2 separate regions of the Homo sapiens genome follow, and region 1 is linked to region 2. Evidence: chromatin contacts called from ENCODE Hi-C or POLR2A ChIA-PET data. All regions are on one chromosome and are shown on one strand. Each heading gives the region's core, a stretch centred on a gene start or an enhancer-like site at or near the end of the contact. The rest is flanking DNA. Distances are from core to core; before and after follow the strand shown.

What was found. Hi-C counts contacts between places; a loop is a spot of excess contacts on that map. ChIA-PET counts read pairs that join two places held with the same protein, here RNA polymerase II (POLR2A). Pooled maps may share reads with other maps.
Region 1: a loop to region 2 is called in a map of MCF 10A, with 21 times the contacts of the local background. The contact joins two enhancer-like sites. A Hi-C loop is called at or near these places in 2 of 168 maps with a recorded cell type or tissue (GM12878 and MCF 10A), 7 of 37 single-sample maps with no recorded cell type and 9 of 50 pooled maps. POLR2A ChIA-PET finds 5 or more read pairs at or near these places in 3 of 52 experiments (BJ, RWPE1 and activated CD4-positive, alpha-beta memory T cell).

The regions. Positions count from the first base shown.
Region 1 is chr22:17,556,548-17,561,970 of GRCh38, reverse strand. CECR2 (CECR2 histone acetyl-lysine reader) reads right to left here. Exons shown (of 19, transcript NM_001290047.2): 19 at 3,820-5,423. Among named protein-coding and RNA genes, the nearest start is that of SLC25A18, 4.2 kb to the left of the region's middle. Within about 2 kb of position 3,415, at least 2 of the 41 ENCODE cell types and tissues checked have a DNase peak (open chromatin) inside an H3K27ac peak, as active enhancers do.
Region 2 is chr22:17,826,473-17,831,815 of GRCh38, reverse strand. MICAL3 (microtubule associated monooxygenase, calponin and LIM domain containing 3) reads left to right here. Exons shown (of 32, transcript NM_015241.3): 22 at 4,035-4,172. Among named protein-coding and RNA genes, the nearest start is that of LINC00528, 52 kb to the right of the region's middle. Within about 2 kb of position 1,680, at least 14 of the 41 ENCODE cell types and tissues checked have a DNase peak (open chromatin) inside an H3K27ac peak, as active enhancers do.

The DNA.
Region 1 (5,423 bases), core at 2,166-4,665, 270 kb after region 2:
AGTGGAGGGAAGGTCAGCAGATAAACAAGTGAACAAAGGTCTCTGGTTTTCCTAGGCAGAGGACCCTGCGGCCTTCCGCAGTGTTTGTGTCCCTGGGTACTTGAGATTAGGGAGTGGTGATGACACTTAACGAGCATGCTGCCTTCAAGCGTCTGTTTAACAAAGCACATCTTGCACCGCCCTTAATCCATTTAACCCTGAGTGGACACAGCACATGTTTCAGAGAGCACAGGGTTGGGGGTAAGGTCACCGATCAACAGGATCCCAAGGCAGAAGAATTTTTCTTAGTGCAGAACAAAATGAAAAGTCTCCCATGTCTACTTCTTTCTACACAGACACGGCAACCATCCGATTTCTCAATCTTTTCCCCACCTTTCCCGCCTTTCTATTCCACAAAACTGCCACTGTCATCATGGCCCGTTCTCAATGAGCTGTTGGGCACACCTCCCAGACGGGGTGGTGGCCGGGCAGAGGGGCTCCTCACTTCCCAGTAGGGGCGGCCGGGCAGAGGCGCCCCTCACCTCCCGGACGGGGTGGCTGGCCGGGCGGGGGGCTGACCCCCCACCTCCCTCCCGGACGGGGTGGCTGCCGGGCGGAGGGGCTCCTCACTTCTCAGACGGGGTGGTTGCCAGGCAGAGGGTCTCCTCACTTCTCAGACGGGCCGGCTGGGCAGAGACGCTCCTCACCTCCCAGACGGGGTCGCGGCCGGGCAGAGGCGCTCCTCACATCCCAGACGGGGCGGCGGGGCAGAGGCGCTCCCCACATCTCAGACGATGGGCGGCCGGGCAGAGACGCTCCTCACTTCCTAGATGGGATGGCGGCCGGGCGGAGACGCTCCTCACTTTCCAGACTGGGCAGCCAGGCAGAGGGGCTCCTCACATCCCAGACGATGGGCGGCCAGGCAGAGACGCTCCTCACTTCCCAGACGGGGTGGCAGCCGGGCAGAGGCTGCAATCTCAGCACTTTGGGAGGCCAAGGCAAGCGGCTGGGAGGTGGAGGTTGTAGCGAGCCGAGATCACGCCACTGCACTCCAGCCTGGGCACCATTGAGCACTGAGTGAACGAGACTCCGTCTGCAATCCCGGCACTTCGGGAGGCCGAGGCTGGCGGATCACTCGCGGTTAGGAGCTGGAGACCAGCCCGGCCAACACAGCGAAACCCCGTCTCCACCAAAACCAGTCAGGCGTGGCGGCGCGTGCCTGCAATCGCAGGCACTCGGCAGGCTGAGGCAGGAGAATCAGGCAGGGAGGTTGCAGTGAGCCGAGATGGCAGCAGTACAGTCCAGCTTCGGCTCCGCATGAGAGGGAGACCGTGGAAAGAGAGGGAGACCGTGAGGAGAGGGAGAGGGAGAGGGAGAGGGAGAGCTAAAGCCTATCAATAGCTAAATATGTCAAAAAACATTCTGGCCTTTGTTTGGTGAGAATTCATGTCACGGTAGGAGGAAATCTGAAAGTTAGGAATCAAAGTTTGCATGCATTTTAAGGGTGTGCTGCTGATATGCACAGGGAGTGGGTTTGCTAACGCCATCCCAGCCACTGATGCAGCTGGACTGGGCTCTAGGAAAGCTGACAGAACAGTGAAGGAAGCCAGGCCAGAGTGGTGCTCCCCCCACCCACTGGGAGAATCCATCGAGATGCACAATTTGAGTAGCATCATGTCTGATCTGGGGTTTACTAGTGATTTTTTAAGACAGGATCTCACACTCTTGCCCAGGCTGGAGTGCAGTGGTGCGATCTCTGCTCACTGCAACCTCTGCCTGCAGGGTTTAAGCAATTCTCCTGCTTCAGCTTCCTAAGTAGCTGAGATCACAAGCGTGTGCCACCATGCCCGGCTAATTTTTGTATTTTTGGTAGAGACGGTTTCACCATGCTGGCCAGGCTGATCTCAAACTCCTGACATCAAGTGAGCCACCGTGCCCAGCCTGATTTTTCACTTTAAAGTTGATTTTTGTTTTGTTTCAGAAATTACACTGAAATGCAACTACTAAACAAGAAAGTACGGTTGGCATAAAATGTTTTATCATAGAAACACTTTTCATGGGAGAATAACTGAACAGTTTTAAAATAATACCAGGATAAAAGGCTCAAAAATTTGTTAGCCAGTAACAACAGAGTATCAGTGGGGACAATCAGACACCAAACAACTGGAGGTTAAAAGGAGAGTGAACAGATCACTGCCTAGAAAGGGACAGCCCCAAGCATGGGTTTGGAAACGGGTACTAATTGTGGTGAAATTTTTATGGAATGAGGATTACTTCCACAGCCAATTACAGATGCTCCTCAGCTTCCAGTGGGGTCACCTCCGGATAAACCCATCATGAGTTGAAAATATTGTCAGCTGGAAATGCACTGAATCCACCTAACCCACCAAATATCACAGCTTAGCCTGCCTCAAGCATGCTCAGCAAACTTATGCTAGCCCACAGTTGAGCCTCCTTTTTTATTTTTATTTTTGAGACGGAGTCTTCCTGTCGCTCAGGCTGGAATGCAGTGGCGCGATCTTGGCTCACTGCAACCTCCGCATCCCAGCTTCCAGCGATTGTCCTGCCTCAGCCTCCCAAGTAGCCAGGATTACAGGCACCCGCCACCACGCCCCGCTAATTTTTGTGTTTTTAGTAGAGGCAGGCTTTTGCCATGTTGGCCAGGCTGGTCTCGAACTCCTGAGCTCATATGATCTACTTGCCTTGGCCTCCCAGAGTGCTGGGATTACAGGTGTGAGCCAGCACACCTGGCTGAGCCTCCTTTATCACACAGTGTTGAATATGTCATGGAGTTTATTGAATACCGTACAGAAGGTGAAAGAGAATTGTTGCACGAGGACTTCAAGTACAGTTTCTGCAGAATGTGTCTCATTTTCAAAAACTCCTAAGTTGAATGATCATTAAACTGGGACAGTCTGCATTTAAGGACAAAACAGGAGTTCTGGTGTCTTAAGACTGTAGCTGATTTCTAAGAATGTAGCTACTTTCTTTTTTTGGGACACAGTCTCACTCTGTCACCCAGGCTGGAATGCAGTGGTGCGATCTCGGCTCACTGCAAGCTCCGCCTCCCGGGTTCACGCCATTCTCCCGCCTCAGCCTCCCGAGTAGCTGGGGCTACAGGTGTGTGCCGCCACGCGCGGCTAATTTTTTGTATTTTTAGTAGAGACGGGGTTTCACCGTGTTAGCCAGGATGGTCTCGATCTCCTGACCTCGTGATCCGCCCGCCTCAGCCTCCCAAAGTGCTGGGATTACAGACGTGAACCACCGCGCCTGGCTGAATGAAGCTACTTTCAAACTGTTCTCCCAGTAACTGGAAATAAAACATAAATGACCTTGGCAGGTATAAGATTGCCCGCTTGCTTAGGCTGGAGCTCCCACTTCTGGCCATGTGTGTGCACAGCGGGCTCCAGGCTGGAGCTGCCCCGCTGCCCCACTGTTATACTCCTTTCCCATCCCAGGCACCCTAAAGCCTGCAAGGAGAGAAGTCGTGCACCTCAGGTGTAGTAACCTTCTGAAGGCGGACGCCTTTACCAGTGAGATGCTGACGGCCGGGCCAGCTTCGCAAGGATCGGCTGTGAGGAGCGTTTTATCCCTGACATGGTTTAGAACTGCCAGTCAGTACATGACTGTTTTGAAGTTCTCTGGAACCATATTCCTCTGTCTCATGCACAGGACCCGTGCCCCGCCTCCGTGGATTCTGGATGCATGAGAATGGACGAGGGGTGGCATTTCAGCTGGTGGCCTTGTGGCCTAGTTCACGCCTTCGTCCTGATGGAAGTCTGGGTTTGCCCTGATATGGAAATGACACATGGACAGACACACCACACACACAGAGGAGCCTTGCTATTTTAAGCATGTACTTTATACAAAATAACCAGTTCATATGGAAATAAATCTACAGACCTCCAAGGATCAAAAAGCTTTTTAAAAAGTTCTTTTAAAAAATTATCCAACACACAATATTGAACTAACTATTGAGGTAAGTGTCGCTCTCAGTGAAACAGGGAATCAGCAGACCACGACAAAATATACACAATATAAAAATAAATAGCATTCCCCTTTCCAGTACTGGCCAGAAGGTTCACATGGTTTCTGCTTTTGCAGCAGGAGCAGAGGCTCCAGACACTGTGTGCCAAGGCTGCTGGGGACTGACCGGGGCCCCAGGAGCTACGCACAAGGCAGGAGAGTGAGGTACCTGAGCCCTGGCTAGGGAAGGGAAAGGAAGGGAAGGGAAGGGAAGGGAAGGGGCTGCATGGTTTCCTGAACGGGGGTCAGCATTTCAATAACTTATGCAATATCCATACCCCTGCTCCCACCCCACCCACCCCTGTCAACAACACAAGCAAGGACAATCAACTGCTCGTCAGCCGTTCTGACGTTAGAGTTCAGTTAGTCCTCTTGTGCAGGACAAGAGGGAGAAACTAGGTAGGAAAAGGTCAAGCCGAGCCCGGAACAGTCCCTCCGCACATCTGTCTAGCACAGAGCAGGATCAACATCCAGCCTGGAGGCAAAACTTGTGTCCCAGCTTAATTTAAAAAATGAAGGTCCGGTGTGTTGGCTCACGCCTGTAATCCCAGCATGTTGGGAGGCCAAGGCGGGTGGATCACCTGAGGTCAGGAGTTTGAGACCAGCCTGGCCAACATGGTGAAACCCCGCCTCTACTAAAAATACAAAAATTAGCTGGGAGTGGTGGTGCGCGCTTGTAGTCCCAGCTACTTGGGAGGCCGAGGCAGACGAATCCCTTGAACCTGGGAGGTGGAGGTTGCAGTGAGCCGAGATCGTGCCATTGCACTCCAGTCTGGGGGACAAGAGCAAGATTTCGTCTCAAAAAAAAAAAAAAAAAAAAGAAAAGAAAAAAAACGGGATGCAGTAACATTCACCCAAACACTACTGTCCCAAGGGGAAAGTGCGTGAGGCTTGGTGTCCTATGGCTGCACGGCAGAGTCCAACCCAAAAAAGAAATAGGGAGCCCAGCTTTTTCTCACGCAGCAAATGGCAATCACATTCTTTGTGCTATGCAGTGATGTGAGTCCACGAATAAAAGCCTCTGCATTCTCAACCGAAATAAGAAGTATCCTTACTGAAGCTAGTGTCCGGAGAGTCACTGGTGGACACACCACACCCCAGGAGCCCCCGGATTGGGCAGTACATGGCTCACTAATATATGGGACTGATTTTCTGCAATGCGGGTCCATGGAGAATCACAGAGGGTGAACTGACTGACAGACAAAGAAGGGCAACAATGCTAGAAAACCTTCAGCCTTTCCTTTCTATGAAAACCAAGGTTCTCTGCAAGCAGGTTGGGGTTCTTACACTACTCAACTGTCCTTACCTTGTGACTATAGGATTAGGCCTTCCTGTGAAATTTCAAATCAGGTCTTAAGAGCAGTGTAGTATTTACAGATTTGAATGTCCATTAAAAAAAAAAATTGAACCAAGAAGTA
Region 2 (5,343 bases), core at 431-2,930:
CCCAAAGTGATCTGTTTCATGCGTGAGTGTAAGAGGTTTCTGGGGCTGACGTCACACGGACGTGCCTCCTGCACAGCCCAGGGACCACCCCTCCTGACATAAGACATGGGGGGCAGAGGGGAGGACACCGTAGCGTTGAGCAGGCGGTTGGCAGTGGAAGTAATGTCCCTTGTGCACATTGGTTTAGAAACTGGAAGTGGAAGGCAGAGAGCCAGTCCAAGTACTCATCCAAGTTAGGCCACTCCTACTTGTCTCCACCTCGTTTTCTCTTTTTGCCCTGTAGTTTCAGTTGAAAAAATTAATAAGGAAAGGGAATTTAGCTTTCTAGAGGATTCCCTGATCCTAGTCTAGGGTTTCGGAGGTGGCTATGAGCTTAGTGCCCACTGGATGGGGCTCAGTTGATGGCACGCAGGGCAGCGTTTTGGGGACAGTGTCCTGAAGGGATACTCAGGCCCAGGGGCCAGCCACTCTGGCTGGTTCTGAAATAGTCTCTTGCCTTGGACTTGAGATTTTTCAATTCTGCCCCATCTCTGGGTGTGTGTGGCCTCAAGTGATGAGGAGGGACTTGCTGGGCCTGTGCAGGAGAGAAGGCCATTCTTTCTCTGCTCCAGCAGCGCAGAAGTCTGGGGGGTGGTGAAGACGGAGCCAGGGCAGGTGGAGATCTGAGTCCCCAAAAGATAGATGTGGAGTGAGCAGGAAGGACATGACCTTTAATTTCTGAGCACCAGTGACTCCCTGCAGCGGTCAGAGGATCGGTTGAGTTCTCAGTGACCCCAGGCCCTGCAGAGCTGGCACTGTGCTCATCTCTGCTTCTCCTGGCACCTGTGTGCTTGCTGCCCAGTCCCATCCGGGGGTCTGTTTTCTCTGGCACACAGGGCTGAGCCCTTGCCTGACAGGGCTCATGTTCCTGATCCAGTCCCCTGGGAGCTGTGCAGCTCCAGGATGTTGGCCCCAGTGAGGTGGGTTAGCAGAAGGAACCGCACCGTTGGGCGTCCGCGAGAACAGCTGGCGTCAGGGACTTCCTCGGGCTCCCTAAGGACCTGCTCTCCCAGTTCTCTACTCTTCCCTCTGAGGCAGAGGCTGGGCAGGACCCACAGGCAGCCCTTAGTGACCCGCACTCCACACCCTGTCTGCCTTAGGAGAAATGGGGTCTGTGAATCTGGGCTCTCCCTCCATGCTGCCGTGTCTGCGGAGCCAGGTGCCGGCGTGGCCTCTGCTAGCCAGCAGAGTGAGCATGCACAGCTGGTCCAGGGCACGGTGTTTTGTTTGCACTGTTCCAGACATCGTCATCTCCATCTGATGATGATCACTCGGCAGCTTTGAGCCCTGGCACAGCTTCGGGTCGAAGCACGTTCCCTTTTCAGGAGAGTTGAGCCGAGCTTTCCTTCACGCAGACTTAATTTCCTGGACTTAGTGCTAACGTCAAGACCAAACCTGTAGGAAAAGAGCTTTAACTACACAAACACATACTGACAGATTCAGCCAAACTCCGAGAGTCCCAGACCGGAGCCTGTGTCCCTAGCGCAGGTGTGTCTGTCGGGCAGCCGACGGTGCCTGTGCAGGCAGTGGCTGGACACCACTACTCCCTTCTCTTCCCTCCCTGCTTGATCGCGCTGTGGGATTCCTGATGCTGTGTGGGTCTCTGGCTCCCCCTGCTGTAGAAGGGGAGTACTGCCCCTGGGACACAGAACTGCAAGGCCAGTGGCGCCAGGTACCTCCCACAGGAAGAAGATTTGAGGACATTTAAAGGTACCCACTTTACCCCGTGCCCACCTTCTACCCCAGCTCCCTGGCAGCCATCCAAAATTTGCCTCCAAGAGCATGTCTCACAGACAAAGGTCTGTGTTTTATGGAACTGTGCTGACGGGCTCTGCACACATCTCACTGGGCTACTCTCCCTGGTCCCAGCCTGCCCAGACAGTCAGGCGCAAAGTAACATGTGAGTCAGAAGAGGTTCTGGAGGAAGTTGGAGAAGGCTCCAGAAGTGGCCTCATGGAATGCGGCCCCATCTATGCCGCATATGTTTTACTGCAAGCTCATCTCCAGCCAAGACTTGGCTCCTTCTCTGATGCAGGAAACCTATCGCCAGTGCAGGTGCCTTTAATGTTTCTCTGAGAAAGGAGGAAATGCTGGCTTGTGCTGTCGATAAGTCCCCAAGGCTGCATGTATTAGCAGGAAGCACAGCAGGACTCTGAGAGAAGAATGTGTCTCTTCTCTTTGTTGCTGAGAAGGTAGAGAAAGGCCCTGCACTCTTTGACTTACCTTCCTCAGTCCTGTGCATCCAGGCTGTTAGGTGACTCTGCTGTGACTTAGTCCCACCCAGCACCATAAAGAAAGGCAAATTGACGGCCGGGTGCAGTGGCTCATGCCTGTAATCCCAGCACTTTGGGAGGCCGAGGCGTGTGGATCACCTGAGATCGGGAGTTTGAGACCAGTCTGACCAACATGGAGAAACCCTGTCTCTACTAAAAAATATAAAAAATTAGTCGGGCATGGTGGCACATGCCTGTAATCCCAGCTACTTGGGAGGCTGAGGCAGGAGAATTGCTTGAACCTGGGAGGCGGAGGTTGCGGTGAGCTGAGATCGTGCCATTGCACTCTAGCCTGGGCAACAAGAGCGACACTTCGTCTCAAAAAAAAAAAAAAAAAAGGCAAATTCACCTCAGAAAAAGTCCACAAATCTATAGAGACCAGCAACATCTATAGAGACCAGCAACTCCAACAAGGGGCTAATACTCCACATACGGCTTGCAGGGCCAGCAACAAATCTATAGAGACTAGCAGCTCCAACAATGGGCTGATACCCCACATACGGCAGAGCACAGGGCCAGCATCACACTGGGTGGTCTTGCTGGTCCTTTCTGCCCATTTCACATTCCCTGTTGCTTGAAGAGGCTGTCATAGTGACTGAAGCCAAGGCCAGATTGTCTGGTTAGACTCAGAGGAGGCATGTCACCCATTCCCAGATGGAAGCTGGCTCCTGGCAGGAACACGAATCCTTCAGATCAGGTGGCACCTGCTGAACAGCCACCTTCCCTTCCCAGTTGCTAGCTGTCCCTTTATCTTAACCCAACTGTGTGGCACGGTCCAAGCACTAAGTACAGGGATCCCACAGGGCAGGGATCCAGAGGGGCCACTGGTGAGTTTCCATGTAGCTGAGAAACCAGGCCTTGTTTCCAGAGGTGATAAGCAGGGCACCACATGGAGTTCTCAGGTGAGGGCTTTGACCTCAGAGAGCTGTTGGTCTCATTCTCGCCTGTGAAATTCCAAGGGTTTGGAAACGTACATGAAAGAGCTCTGCTTCCCTCCCAGCCATCACCTCCCCTGACTCTACCCTCCACTGGGATCCGTGTCCTTGCCTCAGACCCAGCATGCAGCATGAGGCCCACTAAGGGACGGGGACTTTTTCTCTCCAGCAGCAGCTCCAGCTGCAGAAGATGCAAACCGAAGTGCCAGCAAAGTCTATCTCTGTCCTGTGTGAGCTGGCCGGCTGGCGGCAGAATGACACAATCTCTTCCCACCTCTCTCGTCACCTGGCCATCAGCTGGGCGAGTGGTGGTGGGCACCTTGCTGTGTGACCAGCAGAGGGGCAGGATAGTGCATCCTGGGGTCTCACACTGTGCTAGGGACAAAGCAGGTCCTTGTGACCCCTTGGGGCTGGGCCTGCAGAAGCAGGCTGGAATCTGCTCTTTTTCCATCTTGGTGCATGGGCCCCCTGAATGCAGCTCAGGATGAAAGGAGCCTCAGAAAGGAATGTGTGATTCTCTTCACTGAATTGAATGGTACATATACGGCTGGAAATGACCAGGTCACACTGAATGAGCAGAAGGACTGTGCGTGTGTGTCTGTGTGTCCATGCGTCTGTGTGTGTGTGTGTGTGTATACATGTGCATACATGTTCTTAATTTTTACTTCTTTCTGATTCATACTGACCCTGGCCAATGCTGTAACTTCTCTTTCTGTTTCCTTTCCCATGCTATTTCATCCCCTCCTTCCCCACCTCATTTCTCCACCCCTTGACCCTGGGACACTAGCCGGGAACCAGAGGCTCCAGCAGGTCATGCACGCGGCGGATCCTCTGGAGATCCAGGCTGACGTGCACTGGACTCATATCCGTGAGAGAGAGGAGGAAGAGAGGATGGCGCCGGCCTCTGAGTCCTCTGCTTCCGGAGGTAAACACTCCCAGCCCCAGGCCGCAGTGTGCCCCGAGCACCACCCGCCTGCTGCCTCTGTCGCCACAGGGGGCCTTTCTGTCAGGGCAGAGCCACCCATGAGGTCACACACGGGAGCCAGGCGCATCCCGCTTTGCTGCTGTCAGTTGTGACACCTGTACTTTTCATCTGAGGATATGTGAAGTTCTCTGTGGATTAAGAGGTTGTGGACTCTTTCTCCATTGATGCAAAATGGTAAAATGAACCTGATCTTGGGTAAACCAAGAATTTTCTGTCTTTCTCTCATGTTTCTGGTCACCGCTGCTCTTTCCTCACTTCGTAAAACGTTCTGGTACTTTTCTTAGAGTGTGTCTGGACGTGAATGTGTGTTGGCAGGAAGGGGGCGGGAGGGGCATGTTTGGAAGTGAAATGAAGTCTTGGGAAGAGATTTCTGTCCAGGAGGCCTCCACAGTAGCATCGTCTCCAGCCCCAGGCTTTAGGTGTGACGGTCTGTGTCACACAGTAGGATGAAGATGAACCTTATTCTGGCTTTTTTAAATAAAGGAATAGCAATAAGAGAAGGACCGTGGAGACTGCTGAGGGACGTGGTGGCCGCTGTGCCATCTTTCCTGGCATGCTGTCTTCCAAATACCCACCCTCGGAGTCACCTCTGCTGTCACTTCTGTGCGTGCACATTTTCATTCAGCGCCGGTCACGGGCCACACCCCCTGCCAGGCTCTGAGCATACAAAAGGGGCATTTCCTGCCATCATAAAACAGCATTAATAAGACGTTTGTTCCTCCCTGGCCCCAAATCTTCACTTGTAGGCAAGACCAACCTCCGTTTCCGGCTTGTGGTGGCACCATGAGCACCCGCATCACTGGGCTGGCCTGTGAGCTGGGGAGCGCTCTGCAGCCCTGGGCCGGCGGTGGCCCTACCTTGGGTTTTCCCTCTTCTCTTCTCATCCTGATTCTCCATCACACAGGCTAACATCAGGGCTCGCACCCCTTGTTGGTGCCAGACAGGCGTCTGTCCTGAATGCCTTCTCACTTTCTTTCTCTTTGGGATTTTAAGGATGACCTTGGCTCTCCTCGTTGGGAACGCATATTGCTGTGTAACTTTGTATTTGTCGTCTGTTTTAAATTCAGTGCCCGACCTTCCCTCCATACGCCACGCGGCGGTGCAGGCCTGG